Regions from separate parts of the Homo sapiens genome. Here region 1 is linked to region 2. Evidence: chromatin loops called from intact Hi-C (ENCODE). Cell type or tissue: heart right ventricle. All regions are shown on one strand. Each heading gives the region's core, and the rest is flanking DNA. Links, peaks and the distances in the headings are about the cores only.

Region 1 (7,125 bases), core at 1,145-5,144, 64 kb before region 2:
CAGCTTTTTGTCATTGTACTGACCTGGGCACTTGACACTAAACAGAGATCTTAATTCCTGTATCTTCATGCATCAGAATTTGGTCTTAGTGGAGATGTCAATAGACGACGGTGTTGTGGCTGGTTGGGTTTAACCAGTTCTGGAGGCATTTTGCTCGTTGCCCAAGGTACTGGTGCCAGACCATGTCACTGTATGACCCATCTGGCTTTGGCTCCTGGCTCTATTACCCAGAGAGCAGTTTATAAGCCAGATGTGTCACTTAATAGTAGGCATACCTGCCCAAAATGCAAAAGCTTACAGTAGTTATCTAGAATTTACGAAGCTTGTTTTTACTCTTTATCAGTGTTGATTCTTATAAAAATCATGACAGTAGGCCATGTAGATATTATCTTTCTTGTTGATGAATAAATAATAGCCAAGGGCTCTACAGCACTTAATGCATTCCAGGCGCTATGCTAAACCTAATTCACATTAAGTAACTCATCATTTCTATGAGGCAGGAACTGTTGTTATCTACATTTCTTGATGAGGAAATAAGCCCAGAGTGGTTAAGTAACTTGCCCAAGATCACACAGCTAGTAAAACTAAAACTAAACTCGGCTAATCAGGCTCTAAAGTCTGTGCCCGTAGCCTCACAATATGCTGCCCATTGAAATCAGACAGACAGATGAGATGTGGTATGACCTCCCCAAGCCACTTGGGTAGGGGAGGGAAGCAGATTGAGGGAGGCAACTGTAAAAGCATGGTTGGGAAGTTGTCCTTGGCTCATCTCTCTATATGGCACAGGGCTCCAAACTGAAATAGCCACTATTGGGTCAAGATTAGTCCAGCATTTAGGCAAGAAGAATGTTAGTCCAGTCATCTGCTACTTTTGCTAGCATGTATGGTGGTGACACTTTTTAAACTAAAAGTAACACACATAGGCTAAAAAATAAATTTTTCCTGGTTTTTGAATTCTGTTTACTTTTAAGATCTTAGGAAGTTATAATGACTCACACTTGCACATTTAATAATGACTTTTATTAAGAATGCTATGACACAAAATTAGAAACATTCTTCAGACAGTGTCTCCACGTGTAAGTACTTAAAGAAAACAACTAAATGGCTATTTGGGAAAACTGGGCCCTTTGGTTGCAAAACCAAGTGCTGGGGCCGGAGTGAGTGCTCAAGAAGTACCAGTGAGTTCTCCCAAGGGAAATTTCTTAGGGGAAAATGTGATGTCTTTTGCACATGTTACTATGATGTGAGTCCAGTATTGGTAGGAAATCAGTAAAATTCCCTGAACTTTACTGTGTGTGTTGCCGTCTTGTGTCTAGCCCGTGATTGACATTCTAGAGATAATATGAGAAATATTCCAGACCTGACCTTAGAGTTTGTAATCCAGTTGGGAGAAACAAAGCCTTTTATGCAAAACATAATTAGAGAACCAAGCAATATCATCTATAATCTAAAAGTAAAATGTGAGGTATGTTTTTAATTCCAAGAGCCTGTGAGTGGTTCTGAAGTGCAAGTGTCTTCTTGTGTTTTTCAGAGGTTTGTGTTTAGATGGCTCAGGTTTAATCTCTAATGGGGATAGCAGGGAACCAGATGAGACCTGCTGAGGTGGCCACAGTACTGATTCTAGTGGGCAGGCTGCCTCCCCTCTGATACTGTGTAAGGCATTACTAATGCTGGCAACAGTTTGCATATAGCCAATTGCCAAAAGCAGCCTGCACATCCCTCCTGAGGCTGGTCCCGTAAATTCTTCTCTTTCCTGTCGTAAAGCATTCCTCATCACCACCTCCCTTTTCACACTTTATGCAAGGCCGTGCACTGGGACAGCAAATGGCTGCAACTTTCACTGCTTGCTTTTCCCAAGTCGAAGAAAAGTTCCAACGCTGGCAAAGCAAGGACATTGCTATTTTCTGACAATCGAATGTCTTCGAGGAACTAGCTTCAGTGCTGATAGGGTCTGTGTTCCTCTAGTAAGAATAGCACTGTTTCCATTAGAGGGGACCAGGATGGGTAGACAGGCTAAGACGTCTGATTACTCTTTGCTCTGTGTATTTGTATGACAGCTCGGGTGTCTGGCTTACCTTCCTGAGGATGAGAGCCATAGCATTATCCATTTAATAACAGCCACAGTGACAGTGCTGATAATGGCTAGCATTTACCTAGCACTGTGTGCCCTAGAACATTTAATAGTTTCACTCTATGAACTCGTTTGTTGGTCTTCATGCCATGTGTCCAACATAAAGCTAGCAGGACCCATCTGTCCTTGCCCATGCTTATTCTGTGCCACAGCCACCCCTGGTTGTGATTAAGATATTAATGTTAAAGAGGGAATTGAGTTCTGATTTCTCCTCATTCAAAACCATTCTGTCATCTTCATGCACATGCCCTGCAGGCAGCCAGCCAGTAAGGGGTCCTTCATACCTATCCTGTTCCTGGCTGGTGGCTCTCAGAATCTGCCATGGCTCTTTGATCCTGTTTGTCCTCCTGCCCTTGAGTGACTGGCTATCAGAAAACCTTCATTTCCTTGTTGGATTCTGCCTCCAGGAAGCAAAGCCGACCCAGTGGTTTCTGTGGGTCAGCTGCACTTGGCTGTCTGCACTGGGGAAGAGACTTGGCTTGTTGGCTGTTTTATGCCCTTTGGACTGTCAGGTCCAAGTGTACTGTTGGCCGCAGCATCCAGTCTGTGCTATCAGAGCAAGGCGCTATGGTCAGGAGACCCTTAGCCACCAAAGGTCTGTTGTCTCCTGGTGTCTTTGCCTGAAGACTTCTGGCCTTCTTGTGTTTCATCACTAAGTGCATCTATAAGCTGACCCGCTGCCAGGTATCATGTCTGAGCATTTTGGCAAGGAGAGTCGGTGAGAGAAGTTTTCTTGGCAACCATAAAATAAAAGTACTATCAGGAGCTGCTAAATAAATTTGCACCGCTTCAGCCAGGGAATTTCAGCTCTCCTGGGTGGGATAGTGATAGGGGATGTGGAATGCAAAAAAAAAAAAGAAAAAGAAAAAGAAAAAAAATTATGAGGCTCAGCTGTCAGTTTGATGGCTCATTTATTTGATGGTCCTAAGGAGATGTATGATTGGTACACTGAGGATGTTTATCAAACTCATTTCCTCTTGTATTTGTCCAGAGAGTCAGCGAATGGGGTTTTTTGGGTATTTTTTTCTACCGTGAGACAAAGTGAGGGGAAATCTCTGAGTCCCTTTGCTCAACTTAAGTTGGTCCTGTGTATCTGCAGTGGTGATGGTGGGAACACACTGCCTACATGTCAAGGGCATCAAACACCCAGAACAGGATGAAGACCAACACCTAGTCTATGGGAATTAGTTTGTGAGTCTGTGCCCTGTTTGTTTGTTTCTTTGTTTCATTATTGTTTTTTGAGACAGGATCTTGCTCTGTTGCCCATGCTGGAGTGCAGTAGCACAATCATAGCTCAGTGTAGCCTCCAACCCCTGGGCTCAAGCAATCCTCTCACCCCAGCCTCCCAAGTAGCTGGACCTACAGGAGTGTGCCACCATACCTGGCTAAGTTTTTTAAAAAATTTTGTATAGCTGGACACAATGGCTCACACCTGCAATCCCAGCTCTTTGGAAGGCTGAGGAGGGAGGATCACTTGAGCCTAAGAGTTTGGGACCAGCCTGGGCAATATAGCAATACCCTATCTCTACAAAAAATTTAAAGATTAGCCGGGTGTGGTGATGTGTGCCTGGAGTGCCAACTACTTGGAGGCCGAGGTGAGAGGATCGCTTGGGCCCAGACGGTCGTGGCTGCAGTGAGCTATGATCACGCTGCTGCACTCCAGCCTGGGCTACAGAATGAGATTATGAATGAATGAATGAATGAATGAATGAATGAATGAATGAATGAATAAATAAAATTTTTGTAGAGACAGGGTCTCACTATGTTGCCTGGGATGGTCCCAATCTCCTAGGCTCAAGCAATCCTCCCACCCTGGCCCTGTTTTAAAGAGGGTGAAGTAACCAGATTCAAATAGGAGTCATTTTTGTCATTTCTCATCCCAGGTAGCTGCTGGGAGGAGGTATGAGGGGGTAGTGGGGAAGAGCCTCAGAAGAGCCTTGGCAACACTTTCTGGGCTGGAAATTGTTTTACTGACTTTCTTCATTATAAAATGAAGTATTTTACATTCAGCCTCATAATGATGAATGTTCACATCTTGTATACGTGGTCTTCAGCAAGATATTCCAATAGGTCAGCCTCAGGAACACCAGATTAAGTGTCTGTGAGGAGAAATGGCATAGGGACCTCATTTAATAATTAGGAATGCTGCTGCTTTTAGTAGGAAATTCATTTTCATACTTAAGTTCATTCAGACTTCAGGGACACATTGTGGGGCTATTGAAAATATAAATGCCATCCACGACAATCATAGACACTTAGTAGACATTAAGTAATTTCTGTGGTAAAAAAAAAAAAAAATGAGCTGATGGCAACAAGTTCAATTCTAAGTCTACAAATGTGCAGGTTCTCTAAGCAAACAGGATGTTTTTTTCCAACATTCCCTTGGAGCCTGGGTTCCAAAAGAAATCCTTTGCACTCTGACCAATGGGTCCTTTTCCCTGCACATCTTCCTTGGGAATTATGGCCTTAAATACTACAGAAACCAAAAAAAAAAAAAAAAGAAAGAAAGATTAAAGCTAGAATATGTAAACACATTTTAATGACTTTTTCCTGGTTAACAAAGTAATACATGATTCCTGTAGGAAATTTAGAAAATCCAAAACAGAAAATAAAAATCACCCATAAACATATCACCTGGAAATAGACTTTTATGTTTTTCCTCATCTCCTTTTTTCCTCCTGTCTTTCCTCCTTTTTCCTCCTGTCTTTCCTCCTTTTCTTTATCCCTCTCTGTCACAATTGTAACAAATTAAGAGAATATTGAAAATATAATTTTGTATCCTGTTCTTTCACTTAGAATTGTATGAGCCTATAAGTAAGTCATGAAACCCAGAAGCTGTGAAGGAAAGATTGATAACTGGACTATATCAAAACAAAACTTCAACCAGGCGATAATATTTACAACCCATAGAACCAATATAAAAAATTATTACTATCCCATAATATGAGCTTCTTAAAAAAATCAAAAAGATAAACAACTCAAGTTTTTAAATGGTTAAACCATGTGAATAGGCAAGAAAAAATTCAAATGGCCATTAAACATATATTCTTCTTAAAGCTTAATCTCATTAATAGTCAAGAAATGAAGTTGAAACAATGAGCTCATTTTTCACTGGCGGTTTGGCAAGAATTAGAAGGATGATTCCATCTAGCCTGAACAAGGAAGCCAAAACATTGACACTTTCATGTGCTACTGGTGGGAATATAAATTGATGCAACCCTTTTGGAAAACAGTTTCTCTACATCTGTTTAAATTTAAAATATTTATGCCCTTTGATATGGCATTTCTACTTCTAAAAAAATGTATCCTAAATAAACACTCCCACAAGTGTGCAAATCATGTTCATTACTCCATTGTTTGAAGTTGCAAAAAATTTAAAACAACCCAAATGTTTATGTAGAGGAACTGGTTAAATTGTGGTAGATTTTTACAGTGGAATTGTATGCAACCATTATAGAGAATGAGCCAGAGGCATAGGAGATATAAATATGTCCAAGACAATTGTTGAGAAAAGTATTTTACTGTATAATATTGTGTTAGTGTAGCATTGAGAAGAAAAGTTTGAAAGACTGAACCCATCATCATTTTCTCTATACCTTTTTCAGGAATGATCAATTTTATATAATGAAAATATTACTTTTATAATCAAAAAAACATTTTCAGATAACATTTAAAAATTCTATTATAAACATTTCCTTACATTTTTAGTCCTTCATAAAAATTTGGCAGCTTTCATAAGATTCTGTCATAGAAATACCATTATTTATTTAGCCATTCCACGGTTGATACATAATTTAGCTTTTTTTCAAATTATATATGATGCAGCAACCAATATCTTTGTAAAATAAGATTCTTAATTTTACACTCACAAGAGTATCATATCACATAGCAGAGATTGAGAATTTAACCTGAAAATAATCCATTGGGTGATTCTGAATGTACAAGATTGATGTTTTTCTAATCTTTTTATTTTATTTTATTAATTTTTTTTTTTTAAGATAGAGTTTCACTCTGTTGCCCAGGCTGGAGTGCAATGGTGTGATCATGGCTCACTGCAGCCTTGACCTCCCAGGCTCAAGTGATCTTCCCGCTTCGGCCTCCCAAAGGGCTGGGATTCAGGCGTAAGCCACTGTGCCCGGCCTTAATCTTTTTAAAGCTTACCTGGACTATAGGTGGCCCATATGGAGGCAAAAGATTTGGGCCCCACTCTCTAGGCACACAGCTCTGCTACCCTACTCTAAGTATAATTTGTCACTAGTTTTTGTAGTCTCAGTGTAAAAAAGAGCAGAGATCTTGGCCTCAGGAGATCCTCTTCCCAAGGCTCAGTCCCAGGCTCTCTCCTTATTTCATTCCTTCTCCTGAGGTGAACTCATCCACACCCAGGTAATGACTCTCAAATTTATAGCTCCGAACCAGCCTTCCCTTTGACATCTAGCCATGTGTATTCAGCTGCTTAAATATCTCCACCTGTATGTCTAAAAAAAGTAGCTCAATCTGTCCAAAATAAATTCTGTGATCCAGAACCTGCTGATGCCTCCTTCCCTTTATCCTTTACATCCTTCCATTGCTAAATCCCATTGCTTTCCCCCAGTAGTTCTTGACACATCTAGTTCTCTTTACCTTACCACCCTCCCTATACCAGGCCACCATCATTTATCTCCTGGATACTCTAGTAGCTTCCCAAATGATCTCCTCATGTTCATTCTCAACTCCTCTGATATGGAGTCCTGTAAAATCGAAAATCTAATGCCATCCCTCTCCTGAGTCAGAGTTTTCCATGGTTTATTGGGCTAAAGACTGAAATCCTCACTGGCCCCTGCCTCATCTGGTCCCTGCTCTCTCCTGTCTCCATGCTCTCTTCTCTCGCCACCCAGGACTCCAACCACACTAGTCTTCATTTCTTGACTGAACCCCCTCACCTCTGTTCCTTCCTTCTGAAATTCTCCTTACCCTCACTTTCCCTTCTTTCTGTCTCTTCACTTGGTTAATAATCT
Region 2 (7,125 bases), core at 1,814-5,813:
TTGCCTTAAATTATATTTAGCCTGATATAAATATTGATATACCAGGTTCTTCATTATTATTTTCATGGGACCCCTTTTTTAAATTTTTTTACATTCAGTCTTTCTCTTTGGTTTTTTCATTGGATGTCTTATAAGAAGCACATATACCTGGACGTTTTTAAAAAACAAATTGATACTATTTTTAGAAGATCAATATAATCTCCTTATATTTATTTTATTTGAACTTATGCCTTCTTATTTTGGGTTTTCTCCTTACCATAATTTTTTCTTGCTTTGTAAATTTCTCTTTTTCTGTCTTCCACTGAGTTAATAAAGTTTCCATATATAGTATTTTAATAAATATAAATCTCTCCCCCACCGTTTTTTTTTTTTTTAAATGAGATGGAGTCTTGCTCTGTTGCCCAGGCTGGGGTGCAATGGCGCGATCTCAGCTCACTGCAACCTCCGCCTCCCAGGTTCAAGCGATTCTCCTGCCTCAGCCTCCCAAGTAGCTGGGATTACAGGCGCCCACCACCATGCACCGCTAATTTTTGTATTTTTTAGTGGAGACAGGGTTTCTCCATGCTGGTCAGGCTGGTCTCGAACTCCTGACCTCAGATGAGCTGCTCGCCTCGGCCTCCCAGAGTGCTGGGATTACAGGTGTGAGCCACTGCACCCAGCCAATTCCCCCTAATTTTTAAAACATGTACATTTAATCGTAAACTTTTCTAACAAAGGCTAGAGTTATTCAGTTTCTGTCCTCTTTAATATCACATATGCCTCAGAGATTGAACATGATGCTCCTTTCCCCCAATCTTATTGTTATGGAGAGCTTTAATTTTACCATCTTTTAATTACAAAAAAGTTATTAAACGTCGTCAATATGTATGTCCTTATGGTCAATAATTAATTAAAGTAATTTGATTAATTTAATAATTAATTAACAAATTAAATGTTACCACTTTCTACATGCATCATTATTTCTTATATTTCATGCCTTGGACTCACTGTTCTTCCTAGTAAATAACATCCTATAATATTTCTTTTAGTAGAGTTTTCAACTCTGTTACTTGTGATCAGAAATCTGTTGTCAGTGCAATTATGACTTCCTTATAAACAATGTAATTCTCTCTGGAGATTTCTCAGCGCTTTCATGTTGATGCCTTGCAGTCTTACTTCAGTGTGTCTGGTAGGTGTGGGTTTTCTTTATTTATTCAACTTAAGTCCCCAGAGTGCTCCTTTAGTCAAAGGACTTCTCTCATTTTTCAATCATGGAAGTCTCTACTACTTGTCTCTTCAAATACTGTTCTTCCTTATTTTCTTCTTCAGAAATCCTATTCAACATTTATTGTAGCTATTCAAATTATGTTCCTTATGTTGTTTCATATTTTTAAATCTCCCTGTATCTTTGGCTATGTAAGGATAATTCCTCAGAACTCTTTTCCAATTCATTAATTCCCTGTGTAACTGCTGTGAGTCTAGAATTTGTTCTATTGAACTTCTAAATAACTATAATTTTGATTTCAAAGATTTCAAATCGTGTATTTTCATATTTATACAGTATTATTTCATTTCAGCCTGTTTGTGTTTCATATCTTCCTCTTAAAAAAAAAAAAAAAAAAAAAAAAGGAGGCCTGGAGCTTAGAGAGAGGTCTGAGTTGAAGATTTAAATTGGAAGTAGGAAGTGGATAATATTTAAAGCCATGAGCATAGATAAGATCACCAAAGGAGTGCATATGGATAAAGAACTGAGAATTGAATCCACGTGTCCTCCAACATTAAGAGTTTGGAATGAAAAGGAAGAACCATTAAAACGGAAACTGAGAAAAGGGGCTTGTGAGGTAGCAGGGAAACCAGGAAAGCGTTATGTATCCCCATGCAGAAAAGCAGAAAATCTGAGAGGATCGACTATCAAATTCTGCTCAGTAAAATGAGGACTGAGAACTGATCTTTGGTTTTAGCAGTCAGGTGGGGGAGAATGCCTGGAGTGATAATACTTGACAATTATTTTTAAGTCTTCTTTTCACGAGCTGGCGAGGTGGGGATGTTATCCACTCCCAAAACCTTTGGCTTCAAGTGGTAATTGGCGTTTATACTCTGCCTCAGGTGGAACTCTTTAATTCCCTTTACTTTGCAGAGACTAAACTCCCACTGACTCCCTCCTGTTTTTATCTTGGAACACGGGAGATTTCTGGTTTGTAGAGATGTTTATCCATGAGCTAGCGATACTATTTTTTATTTTCTATTTTCTCTTATTGCTATGAGTTTAGAGCACCAAAGCACAAATTTGAGAAGCCTTGTGAATTGACTGGAAGTTTCTTACATTCTTCAAATATCTGAACATTTCGGATGGTGTGTTAGTTAACCATTGCTGCAGAACAAACAACCCTATAACTTAGTGGCTTAAAACAGCAGCTATTTATTTAGCTCATGATTCTGCAAATCAGCAACCTTGGGTGGATCAGCTGCACATTCTTCTGGTCTCCTGGGTGCTTTCATGCATCCCATGGTCAGCTACAGGCCAGCTAAGGACCCCTGCTTCTGAGGATTAACTGGCTGTTGGCTGAGGCCACAGGGGTTACAGGGTTGACTTGGCTGTGTGGTCCCTCACTATCTAGCAGTCTAGCTTAAGCTTGTTTACATGGTAGGTAGTGGGCAGATTTCTGAGAGAGAGATAACAGAAAAATCACAAGGCCTCTTCTGGCCTAGGCTTTGGAATGGCACATCACCCCTGCTTCGATGTATTGATCAAAACTGATATCATGGTCAGCCCACATTCAAGGGGTGGAGAATTATCTTTGATGAGATGAGCTAGGAAACCATATCGCAAAGGGGCATGGATGCAAGGAAGAGAATGATTTTTGGACATTTTTGCAAACAATGTATGATATGGACTTAAATTGTTATGGGATAAATTTAAATTAGATTGAAGGAGAAAAGATGTCAACTCTAGAGCACGTTTGTAATTTTTGAGCATTGCATGTACCGGGGGTAGTTTTTAAGACCAGGCCCAGCTGGAGCAGAGATGCTGCATCCGATTCAGGACCAGTTCAGTGCAGTCTGCCATTATCAAGGTAAGTGCTAGGAGCCATGGGAGATCACAGAGGAATTCCTTTCTGCCTTTCAAGGAGATAGTACTTGAACAGGGAGTTCAGGGCAAGCCTCCAGCTCTACAATGAGGCAAAATATTAAGTGCTATGAGATGACTGGTTAAGGGAAAATCTTTGGAAGGAAGTAGACTTCAAGTGTAAGCTGAGAGGAAGAAACCATGGAAGATTACAGACTCCAAAGAGTCAAAGATGACAGACAATGGTTGCACTTTGGCCAGCATCCTTCCTTACTTGTTGGACAGGCCAAAAGGCTGAGCAATACATCAATCCTCAGGAGACAAAAAGGAAAAGAACCAAGTTCTCCCAACTGATTTTTTCTTCCTTAGTTAAACCAGAAGGAATTTATGGCTTTTAACTGAAAGAACACTTGTATCAACAAGAATTCTGCACACTTCAGCAAAGATAGGTCCTAGCTTGTGGTAGTTCTGGCAGATTTTTAGAGTGTTACCAGTATACCCCCTTCATACCATGGCGGTCCAGCTGTTGATATTCTAGGTGCCCAGGCCAAAGGAGGCCAGAAAGAGAGCCCAAAGGCTGGTGCTTGGAGGGTATGTTGACCTGTGGGTCTTTGGTCCTGACTCTGGCAATACCAAAAGTTTCTTTTTGTTTTGTAGAACATGTAAAACTGAAGGCTGCTGCTCAAAATGTCCTATGGCTACATTTCCATTTGTCTAACCCACCCAGTGATTTTTTAATACTATCAAAACTTGCCTAGGAGTTCCACTTCCAAAAGTTATTGGCTGCATTTTGACTAATTCTTAGATTGAAGACAGGGACTAGGGCCTGAAAACCACAGCCCCCAAGGGAGCCAGGTCTGTTCAAGGCATTGCTTCCAAGTCAGAGACTCTTCACCAAGCCTTTTTTCTCCTTGGAGACCAATGGAGCAGCGTTAATCTGGCACAGATGAGCACTCCCATAATGCTCAACATCTCTTTCCAAGAGTGGAGAGAGATGATGCAGAGATTAGTCAATCATCCCAATATAAAAATTAGTGGACATATTGGCAAATAGGAAACGTGTTTTTTTTTTTTTTTTTTTTGAGACAGTCTCACTCCGTCACCTAGGGTGGAGTGCAGTGGCATGATCATGGCTCACTGCAGCCTCAACCTCCTGGGCTCAGGTGATCCTCCCACCTCAGTTTCCCAAGTAGCTGGGACTGCAGGTGCGTGCCACCACACCCAGTTAATTTTTTGCATTTTTAGTAGAGACAGGTCTCACTATGTTCCTCAGGCTGGTCTCGAACTCCTAGGTTCAAGTGGTCCTCCCACCTCCGCCTTCCAAAGTTCTGGGATTAGAGGCATAAGTCACCACACCCAGCCAGGAAATATTTAATAATTGTGTTGTTCATGCATCTATCCCAGAAATGAATTCAATCAAACACTGCATTATGAGCATGAATTTGTGTTACATGATTCTATTCTAGACTCGGGAAACAGCAAAGGGATGGCAACAAAAATATTTGAGTGCTACTCTTTGCTCGAAACTCTGCTTTACTTTTGCTCATTCACCATGTCTCATGAATTCCCCTGTCCTTTGATTTCTGGTTCTTTAATATTTCTGGGATTCAATCTTTCTCCCCATCCCCACTGCCTTGATTCACAACCTCCATCATCTGTCAGTAGATTTATTATAAAGCTCTCTGTTATGGGCTGAATTATATCCCCTCAACAACCTCTCCACACCTCAGAATGTGACTGTTTTGGGAGACAGGGCCTTTAAATGGGTAACTAAGGCAAAATTAGGTCATATGGCTGGGCCCTAATCCGATATGACTGATGTCCTTTTTTTTTTTTTTTTTTTTTTTTTTTTGAGACAGAGTCTCACTCTGTTGCCAGGCTGGAGTGCAGTGGTGCGATCTCGGCTCACTGCAACCTTCACCTCCTGGGTTCAAGCGATTCTCTTGCCTCAGCCTCCCGAGTAGCTGAGACTACAGGCATGCACTACCACACCCAGCTAATTTTTGTATTTTTAGTAGAGACAGGGTTTCACCATGTTGGCCAGGATGGTCTCAATCTCTTGACCTCGTGATCCACCCGCCTCAGCGTCCCAAAGTGCCGGGATTACAGGCGTGAGCCATCATGATGTCCTTATAAGAAGAAAGTAGGACACAGATGCACAGAGAGGGAAGACCATGTGAAGACAGGGAGAAACCGGCCATCTGCAAACCTAGGAAGGAGTCCTCAAAATGAAACCAATCCTTGTGACAAACGTTGATCTCACAAGTCCAGATTCCAGGATTGTGAGACAATCCACTTCTGTTGTTCAAGCTCCAGTCTGTGGCACTTAGTCATGGCAGCCCTCTTAAAATAACACAGCCTTCTGCCTGGGCTCTGTGCTTGTTCCTTTCAAGTTGGTACTTCTGAAAGTGGAATTATCTACCTCAGTCATTAGTCTGATCTTGTTACTTGACTGTTTAAAACCCTTCAATAGCACCCCCTCCTCTCCCAGTAGTGTTTTCTGCAGTAAGTTTACTGGAACATTAGTTATGTAAGATGTCCCCCGTTATGTAAGTTTGGGAACTCCACAAGTCTCCAACTTGAGGGGTCACTGAACATTTGCATATCAAAGACTCTGAGAAGTTTTACAGTCAAAAAACCCAGTTAACTTTGTTTCACCCAATGTTTGCCAAACTCAAATTTTTTTTCTTGGTATAATACACATTATATCTACTGCAGCGTGTGTTCTGTAGTACAAACTAGGAAATGCTGCCCCATGCAGTTAAATCCACACATTTGACTTGTCATGTGAAACGAGGGTCGCCAGATTTAGCAAACGAGAATACAGGATCCCCAGTTAAATTTGAATTTCAGAAAAGTCTAAAAAATTATTTGTTGTTTATCTGAAATTCGGTTCAACTGGGTGTCCTGTTTTTTATCTGGCAACCCTGTACAGGACCCTTTGTGACTGCTAGTGAACAGACTGAACCAAAATGAATTTGATAAGAATTGTTTCCCCCAGTTAACACAATAGAAAAAGATAAAGTCAAGATTGATTCTTGGCTTTCAATTGGATTCTTTCAATTTACCACCAACCCTTGTTCACTTAAAGCAGTGGCTCCCCATCCTGGCTACCCGTTAGAATTATCTGAGGAGCATTTAAAAATATCCATACCCCATCCCTAACCAATTAGAATTTGGGAGTTACTAAATGGGGAGTTAGAAAGGCAGGGCAGGGAGAGTGAGGCCAGGCAAGTGTATAGCATGCAAATTTAAGGAGGTGGCCACTCTCAGGAGCCAACCCTGCACTTGCACAGCCCTGAGAGTGAGAACCTCCTTAAATCTTATGCCCTATACACCTGTTGGCCTCACCCTAGTCAGGCCCTATTTAAAGACCTAGGTAAGCCAGCACACCTATAGTCCCTACTATGAGGAGGATGGGATTGCTTGAGTCCAGGAATCTGAATCCAGCCTAGACAAAATAAGGAGACCTATCTTTAAAAGAAAAAAAAATAAGTTAAAGAAAAAGATGTAGGTAGGTACAGGGTTGTGCAGAAGAGCTTCCAGGGGATTTCTGAGCAGTCCTGGGTCCCAGCTCTGTGTTTCATTGCTTTAGAAGGAACATCGACCTTTCCGAGCAATGAACATCAGCTCCAGCTCATAGGCATGAGTCAGGGCAGGCTTCACCAGGCCAGGTTTTCCTGAAATGTAAACTCACAGCAGGCTCTGGTTTCCTCTAGAAGACCACTCCTAAAAGGCTTTAAATGCTTAGGTTCCTTGTTCTTTTTCAGTTCAGGCTGGTGATTGAGTAGCTTCTAGTCATTGGCATCCTAAAGATTCTGTTTCACATTCAAGCATGGTTTTAAATTACTACAAGATGTAATGAAAGTATAGGTTTCACTCTTCTCTCCAAGGTTTTAAAGACTCTCACCCCTGTTCTCCTTCCTCCCTCTCTGCCTTCTGCCCTTTTCTTGCTGGTGATTTTCTGCCCCATCACTGGCAGCCTGGTCAGGAAGGCACCTCATTAATCCACCCACTGGTACAGTGTGCCCAGAACAGCCAAGGCCAACCTTGCTTGGAAGGCCAACTCTCTGAACAGT

The links. Peaks named below come from ENCODE experiments on the same cell type or tissue, not always from the same donor. Only the 100,000 strongest peaks of a DNase experiment are listed, where the experiment ranks them.
Region 1: it touches region 2 in a loop (2.4-fold over the local background); 6 of 110 quality-filtered maps call a loop at or near these places.

Annotation. Positions count from the first base shown.
Region 1 is chr14:61,515,460-61,522,584 of GRCh38, forward strand. All of the region lies in intron 10 of PRKCH (protein kinase C eta), which reads left to right. Among named protein-coding and RNA genes, the nearest start is that of PRKCH-AS2, 26 kb to the right of the region's middle. In heart right ventricle, for the core only: no CTCF peak of the experiment used is centred there; a DNase peak (open chromatin) is centred at 2,665; H3K27ac peaks cover 2,424 bases.
Region 2 is chr14:61,579,101-61,586,225 of GRCh38, forward strand. All of the region lies in intron 1 of LINC03033 (long intergenic non-protein coding RNA 3033), which reads left to right. Among named protein-coding and RNA genes, the nearest start is that of LINC01303, 12 kb to the left of the region's middle. In heart right ventricle, for the core only: no CTCF peak of the experiment used is centred there; no DNase peak of the experiment used is centred there; H3K27ac peaks cover 3,421 bases.